Linked DNA regions of Homo sapiens: regions 1 and 3 are each linked to region 2. The links are chromatin contacts, found by Hi-C or POLR2A ChIA-PET in ENCODE. All regions are on one chromosome and are shown on one strand. The core of a region is the stretch at or near the end of the contact, and the rest is flanking DNA. Distances in the headings are between cores, read along the strand shown.

The links. Hi-C counts contacts between places; a loop is a spot of excess contacts on that map. ChIA-PET counts read pairs that join two places held with the same protein, here RNA polymerase II (POLR2A). Pooled maps may share reads with other maps.
Region 1: a map with no recorded cell type shows a loop between it and region 2 (2.6-fold over the local background). The contact joins two enhancer-like sites. A Hi-C loop is called at or near these places in 2 of 168 maps with a recorded cell type or tissue (aorta and mucosa of descending colon), 3 of 37 single-sample maps with no recorded cell type and 1 of 50 pooled maps. POLR2A ChIA-PET finds 5 or more read pairs at or near these places in 5 of 52 experiments (OCI-LY7, RWPE1, activated CD4-positive, alpha-beta T cell and 1 more).
Region 3: a map of HepG2 shows a loop between it and region 2 (2.1-fold over the local background). The contact joins two enhancer-like sites. A Hi-C loop is called at or near these places in 9 of 168 maps with a recorded cell type or tissue (GM11168, GM12878, GM13976 and 5 more), 1 of 37 single-sample maps with no recorded cell type and 8 of 50 pooled maps. POLR2A ChIA-PET finds 5 or more read pairs at or near these places in 2 of 52 experiments (PC-9 and RWPE1).

Annotation. Positions count from the first base shown.
Region 1 is chr1:117,694,285-117,698,616 of GRCh38, reverse strand. No RefSeq gene overlaps it. Among named protein-coding and RNA genes, the nearest start is that of TENT5C, 90 kb to the right of the region's middle. RefSeq lists a silencer at 1-60. Within about 2 kb of position 2,701, at least 10 of the 41 ENCODE cell types and tissues checked have a DNase peak (open chromatin) inside an H3K27ac peak, as active enhancers do.
Region 2 is chr1:117,535,846-117,540,032 of GRCh38, reverse strand. No RefSeq gene overlaps it. Among named protein-coding and RNA genes, the nearest start is that of TENT5C-DT, 68 kb to the left of the region's middle. Within about 2 kb of position 2,557, at least 2 of the 41 ENCODE cell types and tissues checked have a DNase peak (open chromatin) inside an H3K27ac peak, as active enhancers do.
Region 3 is chr1:117,733,918-117,737,890 of GRCh38, reverse strand. No RefSeq gene overlaps it. Among named protein-coding and RNA genes, the nearest start is that of TENT5C, 130 kb to the right of the region's middle. Within about 2 kb of position 2,675, at least 9 of the 41 ENCODE cell types and tissues checked have a DNase peak (open chromatin) inside an H3K27ac peak, as active enhancers do.

The sequences.
Region 1 (4,332 bases), core at 1,452-3,951, 160 kb before region 2:
CCTCTCTCCTGCTGCTGCTTCGGAGTTAGCTTCCTTGCTGGCCTTCTGGTTTCCTGTCTGTCCTCCTCCACTCTGTTGTCCCCATTACTGGTAGATTCATCTTTGTCCAGCGCCTGGGACACAGTCATGGCTTAGAAATGCTCATCAACTCTGAAGCTCTGATTTTTCCAACATCTTATTCAGAATTCTGCAGGCATCCCTCAACCCCATACATGAAGTCTGAACTCTCTAGCCTGCCACTCCAGGCCCTCCCTCATCTGACATCAGCCTACCTGTCCTTGTCACCTACCTGCTCTCATCAGGGAGCTTACATTCTGGACATGCTAAGAAGGACCTGCTTCTAGTGCTCTCCTGCTCCTCATCCTTTGCTCATGGTGTTTTCTCTACTTGCAATGCCTTGTCCCCCAAATACTACCTATTCTGCAAGACTCAAATCCAGTGCCACCTCCTTCTTGAAGCTGTTCCCAATCCCACACAGCCAGGTACATCCTCTCCTTCCTCTGCACTCACTTAGCACTCTCTGTCTCTCATGTGGAACTATTTAAGTACATGTCATTTTGCGTAGTTTGAGAGCAGCATTTGTGTGCATTTGTGTCTTCAGTGCAATGCCACACGTAAAGTGTACAACAGGGTTCCTGGTACACAGTAGGTATTCAATAAAGGTGGGAGCCTCCCCCTTCTGGTAGACGTTTTGAAAGATGAACCACTAAAATCTCATGGCAGCAACAGCAGAACTCCTTTTCTTGAGAAACCCAGGGGGTTCACATTGTGTCTGTCTGCTTATTTTAAGGAAGGTGACATGATGTAGCAGAACACAGCAGACCTGAGTCTGAGTCTGGGCTCTGCCATATAATTCCTTAGAGATTTCAGAACATTTGCCTAACTTCTTTACATTTTTCATCATTAGGGTAGCTTTCTTATTACTATATTAGAACTGTAGAAATTAGGCTTATGAAGCAAGGAGATCCCCTAAAGAGAAAGACTCAGATAAGACCTTTGTTCTTTCACATAATGACAAGGTGATGGACAGACAGATGAGGACAGACAGGAGACTCTATTCTCCCAAGCCATCCATGGCCCCAGCTTCTTTTTGTTCATTGCTCTGCCATTGCCCAGATAAACTAAAGCTTACTCATCAGCTCCACAACCATATCTCTTTCTAGATCCCAGGAAGGCAAGCAAAGAGAAAATAGCTCCTTTTATAAGGACTTCACCCCTAAAGTTGCACAGTCACTTTTGTTCAAATCCTATTGACTAGAATGATATGACCACACTTAGCTACAAGGGAGGCTGAGAAAGGCTTAGCAATCCCAGGCCTCTGATTCTTCAGTCATCCTATTCAGCAATAACTGGGAAGCCACATATACTACCAAAACTCAGAGTAGGAAGGTTCTGTTACCAAAATAAAGCTAAGAATGAATATGGGGGAACAAATACCAGTCTTTGCCATGCCTACCTCACAAAGTTGTTGCAAAGATTAAATGCTAAGATTGGAAAAGCACCCAACATTATGTGCAGCAAAGTAAATACTCATTCCTTCTAATGGAGATCAGCCTTCTCCACTTGCCTAGCAGCTTTCCACATAGCAAGCTCTCACTATGTTTTTAATGAATGAATGCTTACATAAATGAGCTCATTTTAAAGGCTCACCATTGCCAAATAGATAAAACCATTTGTAATTTGCTTATAATTGTTGTTGTATGAAAGCTTGCTGCCAAAGTAGTTTACTGTTTAAGTGGATAGGAATCTCTCTTTCTACATCATCAATTTGCTAAACAAATGGAATTATGCTGAATACTCCTAAGCCTCAAAAATTCCCAAATGAGCCGGACTAACATTATTAGATATCTACTGGCTTAGTATGTGATTGCTAAGCTACATTTTATGTGGATCTCTGCCATTTCTCCAAAGAGCAGATAGCACATTAAGTGATCCATGCCAGCCCCTCACATTCTTTGGTTTGAGCATTTATGCTTAGACTGTCTCCAGGGACACCAGGATGGAGAAGTGGATGGGCAGGCCAGTGGGGGTTCTGCTCTCCTGGAAGCCCCAGGAGAAACTGAGAGCATTAGGGGAGCCCTGCAGCTGGAGGTCTCTGCAGCCTGTGACTCCTGGGAATAAAGGACATGGGGGAAGGCTGTTCCAGATTGAGAGTGGGTGGCTCAGCTGTCAGGGATACCTGGGATTTTTCTCCCCCATGTTAAGCACTTAGCAGCCTCAAAATCCATTTCTGTTTAGTTTAGGCCTGTTGCTAGGGCTCTAGTGCTGTAGCCTGTTGCCTTAGTCAGTGGAGTCTCAGACTACTTTGCCGGAAAGTTCTTCAGCAGTGACTCAGCAAAGGACTTACAATGTCCAGAAATTGTCATTTAAAGCAATTCCCAGAGCTCTGGGAAACAGAGCAAACTGACGTAAACAGAAAAGCAACTTTTGGATGGCTAGAGAGAAGCAGCTACTGCTTCACTAGATGCAGGGTCCAGAGAAAGCCCTGGAAATGACCAGCAAAGGGTGCAAACCCGCCTTCACCCCCTTCCCAAACAAACTCTGTGAGAACCCAGGGCAGCCCCGCTGGAGGGAGGAATCAGGGTGGTTGTGACCGCCACCAATCAGCCAATCAGCACCAACGCTCTAACAACCCAGATTCCCCAGTTCTGGTCTGGCAGCTTCCCCTGTCTCTCTTCCTCCCTCAGCATCATCTCACTGGAAACAACTTCCCACTCCCTCCTCTTCGATTCCGTCAGAGTTGCTGTGTTAACCTCTTCTCTACCTTCTCGAAACCTCAGGATTTATATACTAAGATATTTCCTGAAATTGGATTGTGCTAACCAAATCTCTCATAATCTGCTCTTGGCTAGCTAATTGGACTCCTAGTTTAGTATCAAGATTTCTGGCAAGAAAATGCATTTTTAATTATGTATGTGTATGTGTGTAATCATATGGGTGTATATATAGATATATGTGTGTATATATAACTGTATGCGTGTGAATATAAATGTGTATATATGCACATATATATATATATATATATATATAATATAATAATATTTTGGGATGCCTCCTATGTCTCAGGCATTGTTCCATGTACAAGAATACAGCAGTGAGTAAAACAGGCTAAGAACCTTCCTCCATGAAGATTAGGGCAGACTCACAATAAATAAATATTACATAGTATGTGGGTATCTGTACACATACTATGTGCACACACACGCACACACGTACACACACAGTGGCTGGCACATAGCAAGTTTTCAATAATTAGATGTCCATTAAAAATAATGAGAGCAGCCAGGTGTGTTGGCTTATGCCTGTAATCCCAGCATTTTTGGAGGCAGAGATGGGAAGATCGCTTGAGCCCAGGAGTTTGAGTTGAGACTAGCCTTGGCAACGTAGTGAGACCCTGTCTCTATAAAAAAAAAAAAAAATTAATTAGCTGAGCATGATGGCTCATGCCTGTGATTCCAGCTACTAGGAAGGCTGAGGTGGGGGGATTGCTTGAGCCCAGGAGTTCAAGGCTGCAGTGAACTATGATCGTGCCACTGCACTCCGCTGGCCTAGGTGACAGAGCGGGACTCTGTCTCAAATAAAAATAAAATAATGTGAACTAATATATATTGAGTATTTATTATGTGCCAAGTGCTTTTTAAATTCTTAATAACCCTATAAAATAGAAGCTAGTATTATCTCCATTTACAGATGGAAAACTGAGGCCGAGAGAGATCATACAGCTAGGAGGTAGGAATGTGCGATCTGAGCCCAGACACTGTCTTTAGACCCTTCCTTCCTTATTCTTCCTCTTGAAAATGGGCTGTCTTTATAAAAAGGCAAGCTGTAAACTGCTCTATGTCTGCCGGTGCTATTCTAAGAAGAGCAAGTCTCTTAGAATAGAGGCTTTTCTTAGAAGAAAAAAAGTCTGGGGCAAAGAGAAACTTTAAGCTGGGTTAGCAACACAGCTCTGGAACTATTTTGACTATGTTGCCTGCAACATAATTTTTCTCTCCAGTTCTGCTTTTATCTGACAGCAGGAAAGAGGCAAAAAAAAAAAAAAAAAAAAAAAAAAGACAGCCTTTCCTCAGGTAAATCATAAACATATAGTTTTAAGTGTTTCTCGTTTAGAAAAAGAAAGAAAGAAAAGACAAGGCTAAGTGATCTCAATATATTTTTCCACATGGAGCACCTGAGAGAGAACATAATTCTTGTTGATTCTCAAAAGAGTGAAAGGAAAAGGTGGGGAAAGGAATCAGAAAAAATACCTTCAGGAGGGTTCTGATTACTGGTCAAGCCCTGCCTCAAGCCTTTGAGACCCACTGGGCTAAATAAAAGTTTCTTATAAAGGAT
Region 2 (4,187 bases), core at 1,308-3,807:
GGGGTTTCTGTGGCCTGGCCTCTAAAACCCCTGCTGTCTGCCTATTCTTCAAGCCTAGGCCTCTGACTTTCTGCAGACTATCTGAACCTCCATATATCCTTCCATAAACACCTTTTATGTAAGTAGCCAGAGTTGGTTTTTGCTCCTTGCCCTGAAGAACACTGACAGTCCAAAGCCTCAGCAGGCTGTCTCCTCAGTGATGCCGCCTGCCTTGACTGGGAATAGGAGGTGGGTGATGCTTTGGCCCTACAGGGCTCAGCTGGCTGCTCTTTCTCACCTGAAGTGCCTTTTGCTAAGCCCAGGAGTGCAGGGCTTTCTGCTGGTCTCCATTATGTTAGCTTGGCTGCATAGTCAAGTGGGGTGGGACTCCAGCAGAGAGGGCTAGGGGCCACCCAGACAGTAACCCCTATGATATATAACCCCTCTCACTGGTCACACAGTGACACATGTACCCATAGATCCTTGCACTCTTACAAACAATGCCAGCTTCACATCTTCCCCCTTCTCCATTTGCATGTACACCCCACATGTGTACATTCTTTGTCCCTCTGGCTCCCGTGGCCCAGTCTATTTCTCTTCCCCATCAGCCAATTGAGCCACCTACCCATTTTGGTGCTGGAACAGTGTGAGCTGGGAAGCAGGAAGTGGTGGGTGATGAGGCTAGAACAATGTGGAGGGGCTAAGCTGATACCTCCCTGTGAGGACAGGGGACCTCTGAAGTGCAGTATCGCATATACGATCTTGGGGTGCTAGGTGGGGACTGCTGCTCTCTGTAGCTCCCTGCTCCCAGAAGTTAGCAGAACTGTGCTGTGGTTGGAGTTCTGCATGAAGAATCCCTGAACGACCCTACTGCTGCTCCCATTCTGCGTCTATCTTCTTCATTTTTAGAGACAAGGTCTCAGTCTGTTGCCTAGGCTGGAGTGCAGAGGCATGATCATAGCTCACTGCAGCTGAAGTTATAGCTCAAGCAATTCTCCTGCCTCGGCCTTCGGAGTAGCTAGGACTATAGGTGTGAGCCACCACGCTTGGCTAATTTATTATTTTTTGTAGAATCAGGGTCTCACTATGCTGTCCAGGCTGGTCTCAAACTCCTGGCCTCAAGCAGTCCTCCCACCACAGCCTCCTGAAGTGCTGAGTTACAGGCGTGAGCTACCATACACAGCCTTCTTTTCCTTCCTCATCGGGGGTCCTCTCCTTTTACCATACTGCTTTCTGCTTCCTAAGGCGGATAAGATAAAACAAACAACCCAATCTCCAGGGACAACTGCCTGGCTTCTCCTTCCTCAAACCCAGCAGATTATAAGGCAGAGGCTCTGCCTTGTTCCTCTTCCTAGAGCATCCCATAGACATATGAATTGAAGGTGAGCCTAAAAGGACTGGGAGTGCAGGTGGGTGGCTGATTTCGATGCTCCCCTCCAGGCACAGTTGAGGAACTCAGTGTCCTGGATGTTTCTTCCTTATTAACAAACGCCTTCAGGTCAAGGTAGCCTGGAATGCTGGGCAGTTTACTTCTTTGGGTTCATTCCTCCTAGATTTTGGTCTGGTCATCCTTCACTAGGCTTTTGGTTCTTCAATGCTTTTAAAAGATTTTTCTTTTTAAGATTTTTTTTCTTTTTCTTTCTTTTTCTTTTTTTTTTTTCTTTTTGAGATACAGTTTTGCTCTTGTTGCCCAGGCTAGAGTGCAGTCGTGCAATCTTGGCTCACTGCAACCTCTGCCTCCTGGGTTCAAGCAATTCTCCTGCCTCAGCCTCCCAAATAGCTGGGATTACAGGCGCGTGCCACCATGCCGTGCTAATTTTGTATTTTTAGTAGAAATGGGGTTTTGTCATGTTGGTCAGGCTGGTCTTGAACTCCTGACCTCAGGTGATACGCTTGCCTCGGCCTCCCAAAGTGCTGGGATTACAGGTGTGAGCTACTGCACTAAGCCTCGTTTTAAGATTTATTTGGCTTTTCAAGTTGTCCTCAGTCGGGGGGGTTGGTAGAGAGTCCACAGGTAACATTATTAGTCCAGTTTGACAGAAAATAAAACAGGCAGTTTCCCTATCCTTCAGACTGCCACTTTCCTATAAAACTATTTCTTATCCTTTTTCTCAAGTTCTTTTGCCTTAAATGCCAACATCTTCTCCCCTATTCCCACTCTTAATAATCTTACTTCCTATTTCGTTGAGAAAATAGAAGCAATCAGAAGAGGACTCCCCTGTGCTGCTCCTCGTACTACCTGCTTCTCTTCCCGGTGCTCAGCTTCCCTCCGGTTACAATGAGGGAACTGTCCAAACACTCCGGCGAGGCCACGCCTACCGCCTACCTAAGGACATGGTTCCTGCAATTATCCTCTCTCCTGCAATACCAAACTTTTCCTCTCTGAGGGAGTATTCCCATCAGAAGAGAAACAGATTGTAATATTGCCCTCCAAAAGAAAATCTCTTCTTGATCCTCTATCTCTAATGCCTGGCTACCACCTGTTTTTATGCTCCTCATCGCAAGTGAAACTCCTATAAAGGGTTGTTTACACTCATTGTCTCTACCTCTTCTTCCATTTCCTCTTGAACTTCCTCTGAGCTGGCTTCTGCCCCCTTATTCTACAGAACAGTTTTTGTCAAGATCACCAATCATCACCATGTTGCCAAACCCAATCCAATTCTCAGGACTCATTTTACTTAATCCATCAGTGGCTCACTCCCTTCTCCTTGGTTTCTGGGGTTTCCCCCCGAGTCCCTTGGCTCTCTCTGGTCTTCTCTGCTCCCTTCTTATCCCACAGACCTCTAAACACTGGATGGCCTCAGGGCTCAGCCCTTGGGTGATTTCTTTTCTCAACCTCTAAGTGGCTTACCCTAAGGGATCTCAAGTCTACAGGCTATATATACCTTGACAAATGTCCAAATTTGTATCTCCAGCCCAGACCTCTCCTGAATTCCAGGTTCACATAGTTAACTACTTACTCTCAGTAAACAGGCAGATGTTTAATAAGAAATGAAAATTTAACATGTTCAAGAACAAATTCATCATTGCACCCCTCCTAGATCTTAATCTTCTCCATTCAAAAATGGTCACTGCATTCTTCCAATAGCTCAGATCAAACACACTGGAGTCAAACCTTTTCTTTTTCATGCCCATAATCAATTGCGTCAACTTTACCTTCAAAATATAGACCATAGTTGTTCTCCCTCATCACTGGTCTGAGTCACCAGCATTCCTCACCTGAATTATTTCAGTAGCCTCCAAACTGGTGTCCCTTCTCCCATCATGGCTCCCCTACCATCTGTTTTCCACACAGAAGCCAGAGTGACCCTTTGAAAACAGAGCAGATCATGTCACAACTGTGCTCAGTCTCCTGGGGCTTCTATTTTACTTGGTGTAAAAGTCAAAAATTTTTTTTTCTGAGACAGGGTCTCACTCTGTCGCCCAGGCTGGAGTGCAGTGGCACGATCAAGGCTCACTACAGCCTTGACCTCCCAGGCTTCTCCCACCTCAGCCTCCCCAGTAGCTGAGACTCCAGGTGTGCATTACACCTGGCTAATTTTTTTGTAGTTTTAGTAGTGACAGGGTTTTGTCGTGTTGCCCAGGCTGTTCTCGAACTGCTGGGCTCAAGTGATCCTCCCACTCAGCCTCCAAAGTGCTGGGATTACAGGCGTGAGCCACTGCGCCTGGCCAAAAGTCAAACTCTTGACAAGGGACTACACAGGGTCTTCCAAGATGGGACCCTGTTACTTTGCTGGTCTCCTCTTCTACCTTCCCCTAGCTCATTCTGCTCCAGCCTCTTGCTCTTCTTTGAATGGGTCGTGCATTGTGGTAACCCTTTGGCAGCCCTGCCCAGAAGGACTGGGTGCTGTAAACTGCAGTGCCCTCCTTGCCTTCGTGCGTCAATGACTCCTTTTCCTAGAATGTCTTTCCCTCATTTGTTGCAGCTAGACTCCTATCACAACCTACAAATTTCTCATTGCTCAAATTTCAAATGGGTAATTCCTCTCTGAAAGCTCAAGTTACAAATTTCTCACCACTCTCTCTTCATCACCACGTAGCTCTTCCCTACTTCAAAAGGTTCAATTCCAGCCCCCAAACCTCACCCTTAAATTAGGTAAACTCACTTCCCCTGTTCCCTGACTCATCTTCCTTCTACACTCTAGTGGCATTTGGTACACACCTTTACTAGCAAAACATAACCTTCGGCTTGCCCATCATCCTCTTCC
Region 3 (3,973 bases), core at 1,426-3,925, 200 kb before region 2:
ACGATCATCTCAATAGACATGGGAAAAGCATTAGACAAAAATTAATACCCGTTCAGGAAAAATATTATCAGCAATTTAGAGATGTAAAGGAAGTTCTAAACCTGATAAAGGGCATCTATGGAAAAAACAAAACCCTATGGCTTATATTTGCTATAGAAAGACTGGATACTTTTTCCCTAAGACAGTGAAAAAGGCAAGGATGTCCATTCCTACCACTTCTATTCAACATGATAGTGGAGGTCCCAGCCAATGCAATGAGGCAAGTAAAAGAAATAAAAGGCATACAGATTGGAGAAGAAGAAGTAAAGCCAGCAACATACGGAGACACTATCACTACAAAAAATTTAAAAAAGTAAATAGCCAGGCATGGTGGCATCCATGGGTGGTCCCAGCTACCTGGGAGGCTGAGGTAGGATCCCTTGAGCTCAAGAGGTCAAGGCTGCAGTGAGCTGTAATTGTGCTACTGTGCTCCAGCCTGGGTGACAGAGCAAGACCATGTCTTAAAGGAAAAAAAAAAAAAAGGAGAAAAAGAAGTAAAGCTAGATTTATTCACAGACAACATAACCATCTATGTTGGAAATCCTAAGTAATCTACAACAATGGTACTGTAAATGATAAATAAGCTTAGCAGGGTTGCAGAATATAATGCCAATATACATAAATCAATGGCATTTCTTTGTATTAGAAATAAGCAATTGATAAAGGAAATTTAAAACAATACCATTTACACTAGCATAAAAATATGAAATGCTTAGGGACTGATTTAACAATATGTGTACTCTGAAAACTACAAAATGTTGAAAAGAGACATTTAAAATACCTAAATAAATGGAGAGATATACCAGGCTCCTAGATTGAAAGAGCCTGCTATATCTCTCTCTTTATTTAAGTATTTTAAATAAATTCAATATTGTTAACATGTCAATTCACTGCAAATTGATCTACAGATTTAACATAATCTCAATCAAAATCCCATTAGGCTTCTTTTTTTGTAAAAATTAACGAGCTTATTATAAAATTTATATAAGAATACAAATGAGCTAGGATAACCAAAACAATTTTAAGAAGAGGGGAACAATATTGGAGGGCTTACATTCCTGATTCAAGATTTATTATAAAGCTACAGTCATCAAGACAATGTGGTATTGACATCAAGATATACAAATAGATCAATGGAATCCCATGGAGAATCCAGAAATACATCCAAATAAATATGGTCAACTGATTTTCAAAAAAATGCAAAGACAATTCAGTGGAGAAAGAATATCTCTTCAACAAATGGTGCTGAAACAATTGGATATCTACATAAAACAACAAATAACTTCAATCCACACCTCACACTATATTCAGAATTAATTCAAAAATTAACTCAAGATCTAGCTGATCTAAGTCTAAAAGATATAAATATATAATAAAGATCTAAATAATGTAAATTTAAATGATCCAAAAGATCTAAAGCTAAATCTAAAACTATGTAACTTCCAGAAGAAAATCTAGGGGAAAATCTTTGTGACACTGGATTAGACAAAGATTTCTTGGATACAACAACAAAGGAAACTGACTTTGTCAAAGTCAGTCAGGTCTGCTCTTCAAAAGACACTACTAAAAGAATAAAAAGCCACAGACTGGGAGAAAATATTTGAAAGTCACATACCTAATAAAGGACTTGTATCCAGATATAAAAGGAACTCTAAAACTCAATAATAAGAAAACAAAATTTTTAAAATAGGCAAAAGATTTGAACAAGTATTTTATCAAAAAAGATAATGGATAGCAAATAAGCACATAAAAAGATACTTTATTGCACACCATGAGGGGAAAGCAAATTAAAACCACAATAAGACACTACTATGTACCTATCAGAATGTTTAAAATTAAGAACACTGGCCATATCACGTGTTGGTAAAGACATGGAGGAACTGGAATTCTCACACATTGCTGGTGGGAATGTGAAATGGTACAGTCACTTTGGAAAACATTTTGGCTTTTTAAGAGTTAAACATATACTGACCACATGATCTACCCATTCCATTCCTAGGTATTTACCCTAGAGAAAGTCTACATAAAGGTTTATATGTGGATGTTCATAGCTTTATTTATAATAATCTTTAATAACCCCAAACTGGAAACAAATCTGGTATATTCCTAAAATGGGATACTCTTCAGCAATAAAAAGGAACAAACCATTGTGATACATTCAACAGCAGGAATGAATCTTAAAATAATTAGGCTAACTGAAAGAAGCCAGACAGAAAAGAGTACACACTGTGTGCTTCCATTCACATAAAATTCTAGAAAATGCAAAATAACACATAGTGACAGAAAGCAGATCAGTGGTTGTTTGAAATGTGAGGGTCAGGGTGGGTGAAAAGGAGGTATTACCAAGGGGAACAAGGAAATTTGTGGGTATTGGGGGCCTGGGGGATGAATATGTTCATTATTTTGATTATGGTGATGGTTTTGGTGATGTGTTCATGTGCTGAAACTCATCAAACAGGTATGTTTTATTATTACACCTCAACCAACTATTAAAAATACATAGCATTCCTAATGTTTTAAAATACAGGAAACAAAGAAAAGAATAAAAATAGCACGGACAAACTCCTAGCCTCTGTAGACACTAACTTTTATAAAGTAAACAGCACAAAATGAAAGTGAAAGAGGAATGCTGCTCGTCACATTGGCCCCTCCCTGTTTGAATTCCTCTCCTGAAAGGGAGTCACAGGAGCAAATTCTAATGTGAGACTCTGGTATGACTTTTAATGTCTTTTCACTGCTAGGAAATTTTATCAAATGAAAACAGGTCAAACATCCTTGGATGGCTTTTTAAAGAGAACTGGGCCATCCAAATCCTGTCTAAACATCTTTTAATATTCTAAATAGTCCAATAAAATAATTTGTTATTAGACTTCGAAGATTATTATAGCTAGTATATTAACTCTAGGTCAAATGTATGCAGAATTAAACTGCATCTTTACATGCCATATATATAGTTTTGTAGAATATCAAGCATCCCACCCTGTGTCATCAATGATTACAAAATATTTGCAGTCATTTTATAGCTCTCAAAGCAGAGTTGCATTATCTCATGTGAACAAAGAAATGTGGAATTTGGGGCCTCCAAGATATTGTTACTCCAGCAGGCTTAGGTTGAAGACAGGAAGGCACAGGGGGAAGGAAGCTTGAGCCAGGGTGGAGGATGAGCCTAACCTAGGTACAGTGGTCATCCTCTGAGAGAGAGGCAGGGAGGTCCAGAGATCGTGCAGTGAGGACACTATCACTGTGCTCACCAGCATGTTCATCCAAGGGGCAGGGCCTAGCACTCAGGCTTCCAGACAGCAGAAGGACCCGCAGCATGAAGGAAAGGAGGTCCTCTCCTTCATCAGTTGCCTTCTGGATGCTAGACATTTTGCTAGACACTCCAGAGCAAGCCTGGGGGCGGCTATGATGCCCTACACTTGACTGCTCAGGTGACTGAGGCTCAGAGGCAGAGTTAACTTTGAACAAATCAGGTCTACCTGATTCCAATACACAGGCCTTGCTCTAGGGGGACCAATTTGGGGTCTGGCTGGCTGCAACGCAGGAGAGGCAGAAAGACAAAGGGGTGCAGTGCTCACGTCAGAACCCCTGGGTGCTGGGTCTGCCGGCCCCAGTGGGCATCAGTGTGGGAGACACAAGGGTGAGAAAGAAGAGACCATAAACCCAGACACTGTCAGGCCTGGCCCAGGGACTGGCCCAGTGGGCTTATTTGGGGGATGCAGGGAAAAGAACAAGGGCAAGCAGGGTGAGGTTACCAAAATGGCCTTCAAGCTCCTCACTTGGTAAAGGAAGGAATGGGGATGAGCAGAGGTGAAGAGGACTTGCCCAGCACATGAGAGAACTGGGACCCTGAACTCGACATAACCTAAAAGGGTATGCTGAATAAACAGAAGGGATTGCTACTAACTGGCAGCATCAAATAGGCTTGTAACTG